3 separate regions of the Homo sapiens genome follow, and regions 1 and 3 are each linked to region 2. The links are chromatin contacts, found by Hi-C or POLR2A ChIA-PET in ENCODE. All regions are on one chromosome and are shown on one strand. The core of a region is the stretch at or near the end of the contact, and the rest is flanking DNA. Distances in the headings are between cores, read along the strand shown. Region 1 holds the start of RALY (RALY heterogeneous nuclear ribonucleoprotein). Region 2 has its middle 32 kb from the start of SUN5. Region 3 holds the start of ITCH (itchy E3 ubiquitin protein ligase).

Region 1 (2,700 bases), core at 1-2,500, 1.0 Mb before region 2:
TTCATCCACAGTATAGTGGACAACGGCCCAGAAGTCAGGGAAAACCCAGAGTTATGCCCCTAATTAAATGGTGTGACCCAAGGCTAGGTAAAAATACCCTCTGCACTAAGAGATGATACATGCTCACACCAGGAAATATTAATAAATAATAGGTACTGGCACCACTCCTTTGCACTTCTGTGGCTACTGTGACTTGGAGAAAATTACTTGACCCCTCTGCGCCTTAATTTCTGCTTTTGTAAATGAGGATAAACCAGAAGGCCGTTGTGAACATTAAATGAAATAAGGCTTGGGAAGTTCCTGGGTGAAGTCTCATTAAATGTTCCCTGTCGGTGTTAAACACTTCTTTCACATATTAGTTCCCTCCCTGAATCCACGAACACCCCGCAAAGCGAGTTTCCTTCTTTCCCCCCATGTCACCGAGAGGCAAACTAAGACTCGGCCGCCAAGGAGGCTGAGTGAAACGCGGATACGGCCCCAGTTCGAGGGCCCGTTGTTGTTTCTCTCCGAGCCCAAGGCGTGCAAAGAGCCCAGAAGAGGCGGGAGCCGAGGCAGGACAAGCTCTGCGCGCCTCCGGGAGCCCGTAGACCCAGTCCGGGTTAGGAGAGCCGGAAGCAGCCGCGGCCGGGCCCGCCTGCGGCCTCCCCGGAGCAGCCTCCGTTCCCCTCCCTCCGCCCCTCGCCGGGCGGGGCGGGGCACGAGCACAAAAGACTCCAACTTCCGAGCGGGCGCGGGCCCACCCAGCCAACTACTGGCCCAGACTTGGCCCGCGGAGAGAGCAGACAGGGAACGCCGGGAGCAGGACCGGGCGCGGAGGGCTGGGGCCGGGGACCCGGGGCGGCGGGTCCGAGTGGGAGAAAGGAGCGGCGGAGGGGGCCTAGAGTTACTCGGGCTCCCGGGACTCCCCGAAGGGCAGAAATAAGTTTCTAAAAATAGGCAGCGGCCTGCCGGAAGAAGTGAGTGAACGGAAAGGCACAAAGCACACACCCTCCCCGCACCCCTAAGGAGACGCCCGCAGTCCCCACTCACCCGCGCCGAGAGGTCTGGAGGAAGCCGCGCGGCTGGGAAGGAGGCGGTACTGCCGCACTCGGGGACGTAAGGGAGGGAGGAAAAGGGCGGCTGCGGCGGGAAGAGGCTGGGCACACGCGCGGGAGTCGTCGTCGTCGCCGTCGCCGCCGCTACCGCCCCCTCAGCTTCTCTGGGTTCCGCTGCCCCGAGCTGGCGCCGCTCGCGCGCCCCGCCGCACTGACAGCGGCGCGAGCCCCGCAACCGCGAGCCCTGCCCTCGGCCGGCACCACTGAGGCGCGCGGGGGTGGGGGCACCCGGAGCGGCTCCCCGCAGCTCGGCTCCGCCCGCCGCTCCGGCCCTGGTTCCGGGCTCTCCTCCTTCTCTGTCTCCTGGGAAGGACACGGTGACACGAGCACGAGGAGTCTGCAGCCCCGCCCAGAAACAGCCCGGCTTCCCAGGCGCATGGGCTCTCCCCACCCTCTCAGCCTGGCTTTGGAAAGGTCCAGAGCTTCGGCGGGGACGGGAGGAAGGCGGGGCCAGGGTGGGGCCTGAAAGGGAGGAGGGACTGAGACGCGGCTTGGGGAGGCGGGGCTGGGGCGGGAAGAGGGCAGCTTGCACAGGTTTGGAGCCGAAGTAGGGGCGGAGCTAAGATGGTGATGAGGCCCTGGGAAGAGGGTCGCCGGACCAGTGGGGAAGGCCGTGCAGGAGATGGAGAGCCGGGAACCAGGACAGCGCTTGAAAGGAGATGCTGTGGGCGGGGCTAAATGGAGAATCGCCCAGAGGGCGGAGCCACGGGTGGAGGGAGGCGGGGCTGAAGAGAAGCTTAGAGTGGGAGGAAGATGGAAGCGGGCCTGAAGGAGGCGGGCCCGGAAGCAGGGAGGGGAGGAGGGGCCCCGGGGGTGGCTACTCTGGGCGGGTGCCGGAAGGAGGCGTGCCCCAAGGAAGGACTGAGGGGTGGTGCTTGAGGTGGGCGGGGCCTGGAGATGGCGCTCAAATCTGCAGGCTGTGGGCGGTGCAGGAGGGATCCGGAAGAGACGAGGCAGGAAGAAACTCCTGGTCCTTTCGCTTTTAAGGAACGTGCCACCTAGACAAGGTGAGGGTCGCTCTTCGCTGCCTAATCTGGGACTGGGCGGAGAGGCCGCGCTAAGGGTGATCTCCGAAAAAGATGCAGGAGATGTTTTATAACTTGATCCAGGTGCTAGTCCTCTCTCCTACACATTTCTCCTGTCGGGATTTCTCACTTTCAGTGTTCCAGCCTCCGGTGAACCAGTCTTCCTAGTGAGAGCACGAGAAGCCCGTTGTCCTTCATTCCTCAGCTATGGATTTCCCTGAAAGTTGAGAACTGACCATATTCTCGATGCCTCCTCCGACCTGTGATTTCATGACTCACATCGCTTCCCCAGAACCTGCTTAACAGACGGGATTCCTGAGAATGGAGCAGAGTTTGAATTCAGAGTCCTGGCTTTGCCATACCAGCAGTTATAATTGTCCTTCTGTTGTTTGATGACCTCCCTGCCCTGCTTCAAAAGGAAGAGAAATCAAAGAGTTGACGACCCTGAGCGCAAGGCCTGGGACGTTCTTCCCCAAACTCGCTTTAATATCACCTTCTCAAAAGAACTCTTCCCTGAACACCTTGTCTCAAGATGTTCTCTAGTTTGTCTTCTTGTTCTGTCATTTATTTGTCTGTTCATT
Region 2 (2,700 bases), core at 85-2,584:
TGCTTGGTACATAACAAGTGCTCCGTAAATGTTAGTCATTACTACTGCAGAGGCAGGATAGCCTGCTGGTTAGGGATGTAGCTTCCTCCTAACTGTGTGACCTTAGACCAATTACCCGACCTCTCTGAATCCCATGGGTGTGGGGGTTAAATGTAGTCTTGCCTTGCATAAAACAACTACTCAATAAAAAGTTGCTATTTTTCCATGCCAGGCACTGTGATGATCTCATTGAATACTCACAACATCTCATGGGGTAGGTAATATCATTGAACCCATTTTATAGATGAGAAAACTGAGGCTTAGAAAAAAGGGTCTAATACAGGACAGAATTTGAATTCAGATTCAGGCCATCTGGGTCCATGCCCTTAACAGTTATATTACATCACCGGCCTAATATGCTCTGAGCTTTGAAAAACCCGTATCCAAGGTGGTTAGAACTTGTGAACATATTGAGTAAATTGGCACCAAGAGAGGACTTAAAACACATCTCACCTACATCATGCATGAGGACCTGTGGAGCTCAGAGGCCACGATCCATGGCCCCAGCCGAAGTCTAGAAGCCTGAGGTTGCAGCAAGTGTGAGCTCCTGATGAGTGAGGAGTTGGTGGTTGGGCTGTGATTGCTGCATGGAGAATCTAGGAGCCGAAGCGCAGGGCCAGTCCCTCACCACCAACTCCTGCGTGCAGGGAGGGATCTGCGGGGGGACGTTGATCAGGACAAAGAACACAGCCAACAGGAAGGCCTGGAAATGCCCAGGGAGGGCGCATATCCTCGGAGCCGTGGCTGGGCCACTGTCAGAGGACCAAGCTGTGGTGCAATGGCTGTGTTCCTTGACATCAAGTGCAGAGCCACCTGGGGACGGGACATACCGAAGGCACATCAGGCACAGCAGGGGCTTCGGGCCCCCATCCCCCACTCATCTCTAGCCTGAGCCCTGCACCATGGCCCATGAAGACAGGCCATCCAGCCAGGGTGCCCTGGATGGTGTCCGGGATGCCAGGTGGGCACCAGCACTGAGGGCAAGAGTGGGTGGGAAGGGCACAGAGGGACGAGTCACCAGCCCATCCCACACCCAGACCCCCAGGGCCTCTCCTTGGACACCACTTAGCAGGTAAGGCCCAGAAAAAAGCAGGCAGGGTATGCCCCACTCCAGTCACAGCAACAGTCTGGCCAGCCATTCTGGTTTGCCCAGGACTGGGGGGTGCCCAGGATGTGGAACCTTACATTTGAAAACCAGGACAGTTCCAAGCAAACCAGGACAAGCTGGTCACCATCTACAACAGGAAATAGGGGCTCGTGAGACAGGCAGGCTGACTGGTTTCCTGGTTTTGATGTGGTTTAGAGAAAAAGTACAAAAACCCCTTATCAGACTGTAGCTCACCTGACTTCCAGCCAATCAGCAGCCAAAGACCCAGGAAACTATTCACCACGAGTTCCTGCTCTAGGGGGCTAGGGACTTCCCTGGGGCCCCGCATGTGCAGTTAGACTTAAACTTCAACTTACCCTCTTCCTCATTTTAATGCTGCAAATCGTGCCCAAGCACGGAGATTTAAAATGCTGATGTTACATGCAATGTTTGAAAAAGTGTGTTGAGCCACTGTGCAAGTGCTAGAGAAACCCCTCCTCCTATACATGCCCTGGCAAAATCCTTCCCTACAGAAAGTCCCTGGAAATCTGACCCCCACGCTCCCCTGGGGAAACCCTTCCCTATAGAAAGGCCCTGGAAATCTAACCCACACACTCCCCTGGAGGAACCCTGAAACCCCTCTCCATAGAAAGGCCCTAGAAATCTAACCCACACACTCCCCTGGGGAGCAGCCTGCCCTCTTCCTTTCATGTTGCTGACTTCCCTCGTGCACAAGCTAAATAAAGCTCTTTCTCTTTGCTGCTATGTCTGGTGATCGCTCTTGATTTCTATCCTGGCAGATTACAAGGACCCAGGGCGCCGATAACACTAGAACTCTGGGATGCCTGAGAGGAGAGAGAATCAGGATGAGAAGCAGTGCCTGAGAGAGCAGAGAAGTGGAGACGGAGAAAACACAAGGCCAAAGACAGGAGGCAATGAGACTGAAGCAGAAAGAGAATGGATGGAGAAACAGGAAGACAGAGTCACAGCTAGAGACACAGAGATGGGGGAAAGAGAGGCAGGAAGTGGAACAGGACAGGGAGATGGCGTTAATGGTGGAGAGCGTCCTGGTTCTTGGAATCTTGAACAAAGAATTGGACAAAATACACAAACAAAGCAAGGAAGGAGTGAAGGGATTTACTGAAAATCAAAGTACACTCCACAGTGAGGGAGCAGGCCCGAGCGTAGCGGCTCAAGTGCCCCGTTATAGAATTTTTGGGAGTTTAAATACCCTCCAGAGGATTCCACTGGTTACTTGGGGTACACCCTATGTAAATAGAGAGGATGAAGTAAAATTACAAAGTTATTTACTTGGCCTACACCCCACGGAGAGGATATTTCCTGTCCTAGCTGAAGTGGGAATTGGCCTTATGTTCCCTGCCTTCAGACCCTATTTTCCTGCCTCACTGGGGGCACTCCAAAGACCCTGTGGCTGCCTCCCTGTCCCAGCTGAGCCCTCAGCCCCTCACCTCCTGCTCTGGGCCTCCCACCTTGTCTCCCACCCCCATCCCATGCCCACGTTGGTTCACGGTTGAGCACAGAGGCCCCCACCTGCTGGTACCCCATCTAGGGAG
Region 3 (2,702 bases), core at 201-2,700, 1.4 Mb before region 2:
ATTTTTAGTAGAGACGGGGTTTCACCATGTTGGTCAGGATGGTCTCGAACTCCTGACCTCATGATCTGCCCGCCTCGGCCTCCCAAAGTGCTAGGATTACAGGCGTGAGCCACACACAGCACCCGGCCCATTTCTTAATTTTAAAAATAAATCGTAGCTTAAATAAACCTGTAAATACACATAGCAAGCTCTCAGCAGATCTGCCATGAGAACTTCACCTCAACTGATAAACCATTCCTTAGCCGATTTTGAGAATGGAAATACACTGCCTTTACATACTTCCTGAAGATCGAATTCTATCAGGAAAAGATGCAGGAGAACCCACCTAAGTGGGTGGCTGGCTCCAGGGTCTTACTAATTTTCAAGGCAAAAATCCCACAATTCCCCATCCCCCACTCCAAACCAAGTATACTGTAGCTGTGGAAGAATGGCAGAAAATGTAATAAGATTAGGATACGAATACAACCAAGAAAACAAGGTTGCGTTGTTATTGGGGATAATGAATTCCTGGCCCTTTACAAGTTCACCTGGTTACATGTCCAACTAACTTTAGGCCCAGCGTCTACTTCGGGCGCACAAATTCTGCGATTCTCTTTTCTGTCGCGGACGGGAACTGTCTTGGAAAACTTGAGTTCTCCACTTAAAAGTCATGTCATCATGCTTCGACCCTTAGAATACGTTCAACGGCTACTTTTTTCTTTTCTCTGCTAAAGAAAAGGGCACTCTCCGGAGGAAGGGCAGTGACAGCTCCACGTCTGCAAAAGTCGGCGCCGCCACGACGGTGGCGGACGTCGGGGAGGGCGCCGGAGCCGGGACCACCACGCCGGGGGGACAATGGAAGGAGGAGGCGAGTGGGAGAGAGAAGGGGAGGCAGCCGCTGTGCTGGGCCCTTCTAGCGACTGGGGGCTCGGAAAAGTCTCGAGAAGGCCAGCTGGGTGGCGGGGGACCCGGCCGCCGCCCCTCACAGGGCCACGTCGCCCGCGCCGGCCCCGCCGCCGGGCCCCGCGCGTAGGCCGAACCGCTGGAGAGTGGCCCCAGGCGGGGCTGAGGGGCGAGGGGCCGGACGGTACCCACGCCCGTCGTGGCCCAGCCCTTTCACAACTTGGAGCCCGCGAGGCGAAGGCCTCCGGAAGCCTGTGCCAGACACTGATCCCTCCGAACGTCCAGACAGCCCACCCCCACCGCCCGGCCCGGGCCAGTAGCCCGAGCTCCCCGCGCCCCCGACAGACACCGGCTCTGGAAGAAGGAGCAGCCGCGGCTCTGGGGTCCCGAACCGCGCGTCCCACTCCTCTACCCTTGTTCTCCCCGAACATTCTCATCCGGACTCCCTCCCTCTCCCGAGAACTGCCCCGAGTTCGCCCACGGGGGTTTACCGGGACTCGGGGCGGCGGCGACTCCTCAGTCCCTAGACTAAGATGGCAGCCGGTCCCGAGCCCCGACCACAGCTACTAGAGCGAGTTAGCAGCTAAAGCGCAGGCGCCTGAGCGCGGAAGTGGTCTAGACTACAAGCCCCAGCAGGCCTTGCGCGCCAGCCGTCCGGCCCGCCCCTGGCTTGAAGAGCTGGCTGCGGTGGTAAATCAGTTAAATCCCAGTTTTCCTCAGCTCCAGGTGAGATGGGCGCGAGCGGCTCCCAGCACCTCCAGGCTTTTTTTTTTTTTTAACACCCCGCCCACCAGAGCCTATAAGGACTGTGATTCTCAAACTATGGTGTGCATCAGAATCACCTAGAGAGCTTATTAAAACTTACACTGCTGACCCCCACCCCCAGAGTTTCTGATCAGAAGATCTGGCATAGGAGGATAGGGTCTGATAATTTGCATGTCCAACAAGCTGTCTAGTGATACTGCTAGTGAGTGAAATCATAATTTGAGAACCAATGGGCTATATAGCTTAGTTTATAACTTAGTTGTTCTTTTTTCTTTTTCTTTTCCTTTTCTTTTTTTTTCTTCTTTTTGAGATAAGGTCTCACCCTTCACCCAGGCTGGAGTGCAGTGGTGCAGTCATAGCTCACTACAGCCTCACACTCCTGGGCTCAAGCGAGCCTCCCACCTGGGCTTCCTGAGTAGCTGGGACAGCAGTTGAGCACCACCACACCCGACTAATTTTGTTCTATTCTTTGTAGAGATGGGGATGGGGTGGAGTGCGGATGGGATGGGGCGGGAATAGGGCCACGGTGTCGCCATGTTGCCCAGGCTGGTCTCCAGCTCCTGGGCTCAAGCGATACTCCCTCCTCGGGCCTCCCAATCGCTGAGATTACAGATGTGAGCCACTGCACCTGGCCTGGCTTAGCCTTTAACAATGTACATTAAAGGGCGTGGTTAAAAAGAAAATAAAAGAAAAAAAATGTACACTTGAGAGTTACACTGACCGGATTCAAATCCTCCCTTTTCTACCTTTTAACTGGGTGCCCTTAGGGATGATGACAACAGCTTAGTGGAGCCAACGTGGCCTGTCCGGTATTCTAAGAGCTGATACCAAGCTCCCTTTATTCTCACAACAAACCTATTACAGAAATACCATTATTATCCCCATTTTACAAATATATAAACTAAGTCACATACTTGATAAGAACCCAGGCAGTCTGGCGTGAAAGTCCGTTGTCTTAACCTTCTTCATGGATTGCTTGTGAGAAATAATAGGCTATGCAGGCAGAGACTCAGAGGTATGACTAAGTGCTCAATACTTAGTGACCTTTGCTATTA

What was found. A loop is a pair of places that touch in the nucleus more often than their neighbours do. ChIA-PET counts read pairs that join two places held with the same protein, here RNA polymerase II (POLR2A). Pooled maps may share reads with other maps.
Region 1: a map of naive thymus-derived CD4-positive, alpha-beta T cell shows a loop between it and region 2 (9-fold over the local background). The contact joins the promoter of RALY here to the enhancer-like site in region 2. A Hi-C loop is called at or near these places in 1 of 168 maps with a recorded cell type or tissue (naive thymus-derived CD4-positive, alpha-beta T cell) and 8 of 50 pooled maps. POLR2A ChIA-PET finds 5 or more read pairs at or near these places in 2 of 52 experiments (activated B cell and activated CD4-positive, alpha-beta T cell).
Region 3: a pooled map shows a loop between it and region 2 (6-fold over the local background). The contact joins the promoter of ITCH here to the enhancer-like site in region 2. A Hi-C loop is called at or near these places in 1 of 50 pooled maps. POLR2A ChIA-PET finds 5 or more read pairs at or near these places in 2 of 52 experiments (Panc1 and naive thymus-derived CD4-positive, alpha-beta T cell).

What each region holds. Positions count from the first base shown.
Region 1 is chr20:33,992,461-33,995,160 of GRCh38, reverse strand. It overlaps RALY (RALY heterogeneous nuclear ribonucleoprotein), which reads right to left and starts at 1,250. Exons shown (of 10, transcript NM_016732.3): 1 at 1,030-1,250. It overlaps RALY-AS1 (RALY antisense RNA 1), which reads left to right and starts at 794. Exons shown (of 2, transcript NR_109886.1): 1 at 794-956; 2 at 2,256-2,673. RefSeq lists silencers at 530-859, 1,080-1,129, 1,190-1,319, 1,500-1,609, 1,780-2,029 and enhancers at 1,807-2,333, 2,270-2,349.
Region 2 is chr20:32,971,090-32,973,789 of GRCh38, reverse strand. No RefSeq gene overlaps it. Among named protein-coding and RNA genes, the nearest start is that of SUN5, 32 kb to the left of the region's middle. RefSeq lists enhancers at 1,070-1,199, 725-1,233, 1,234-1,741, 2,385-2,700. Within about 2 kb of position 1,334, at least 10 of the 41 ENCODE cell types and tissues checked have a DNase peak (open chromatin) inside an H3K27ac peak, as active enhancers do.
Region 3 is chr20:34,362,021-34,364,722 of GRCh38, reverse strand. It overlaps ITCH (itchy E3 ubiquitin protein ligase), which reads right to left and starts at 1,450. Exons shown (of 25, transcript NM_031483.7): 1 at 1,374-1,450. RefSeq lists a silencer at 916-1,145.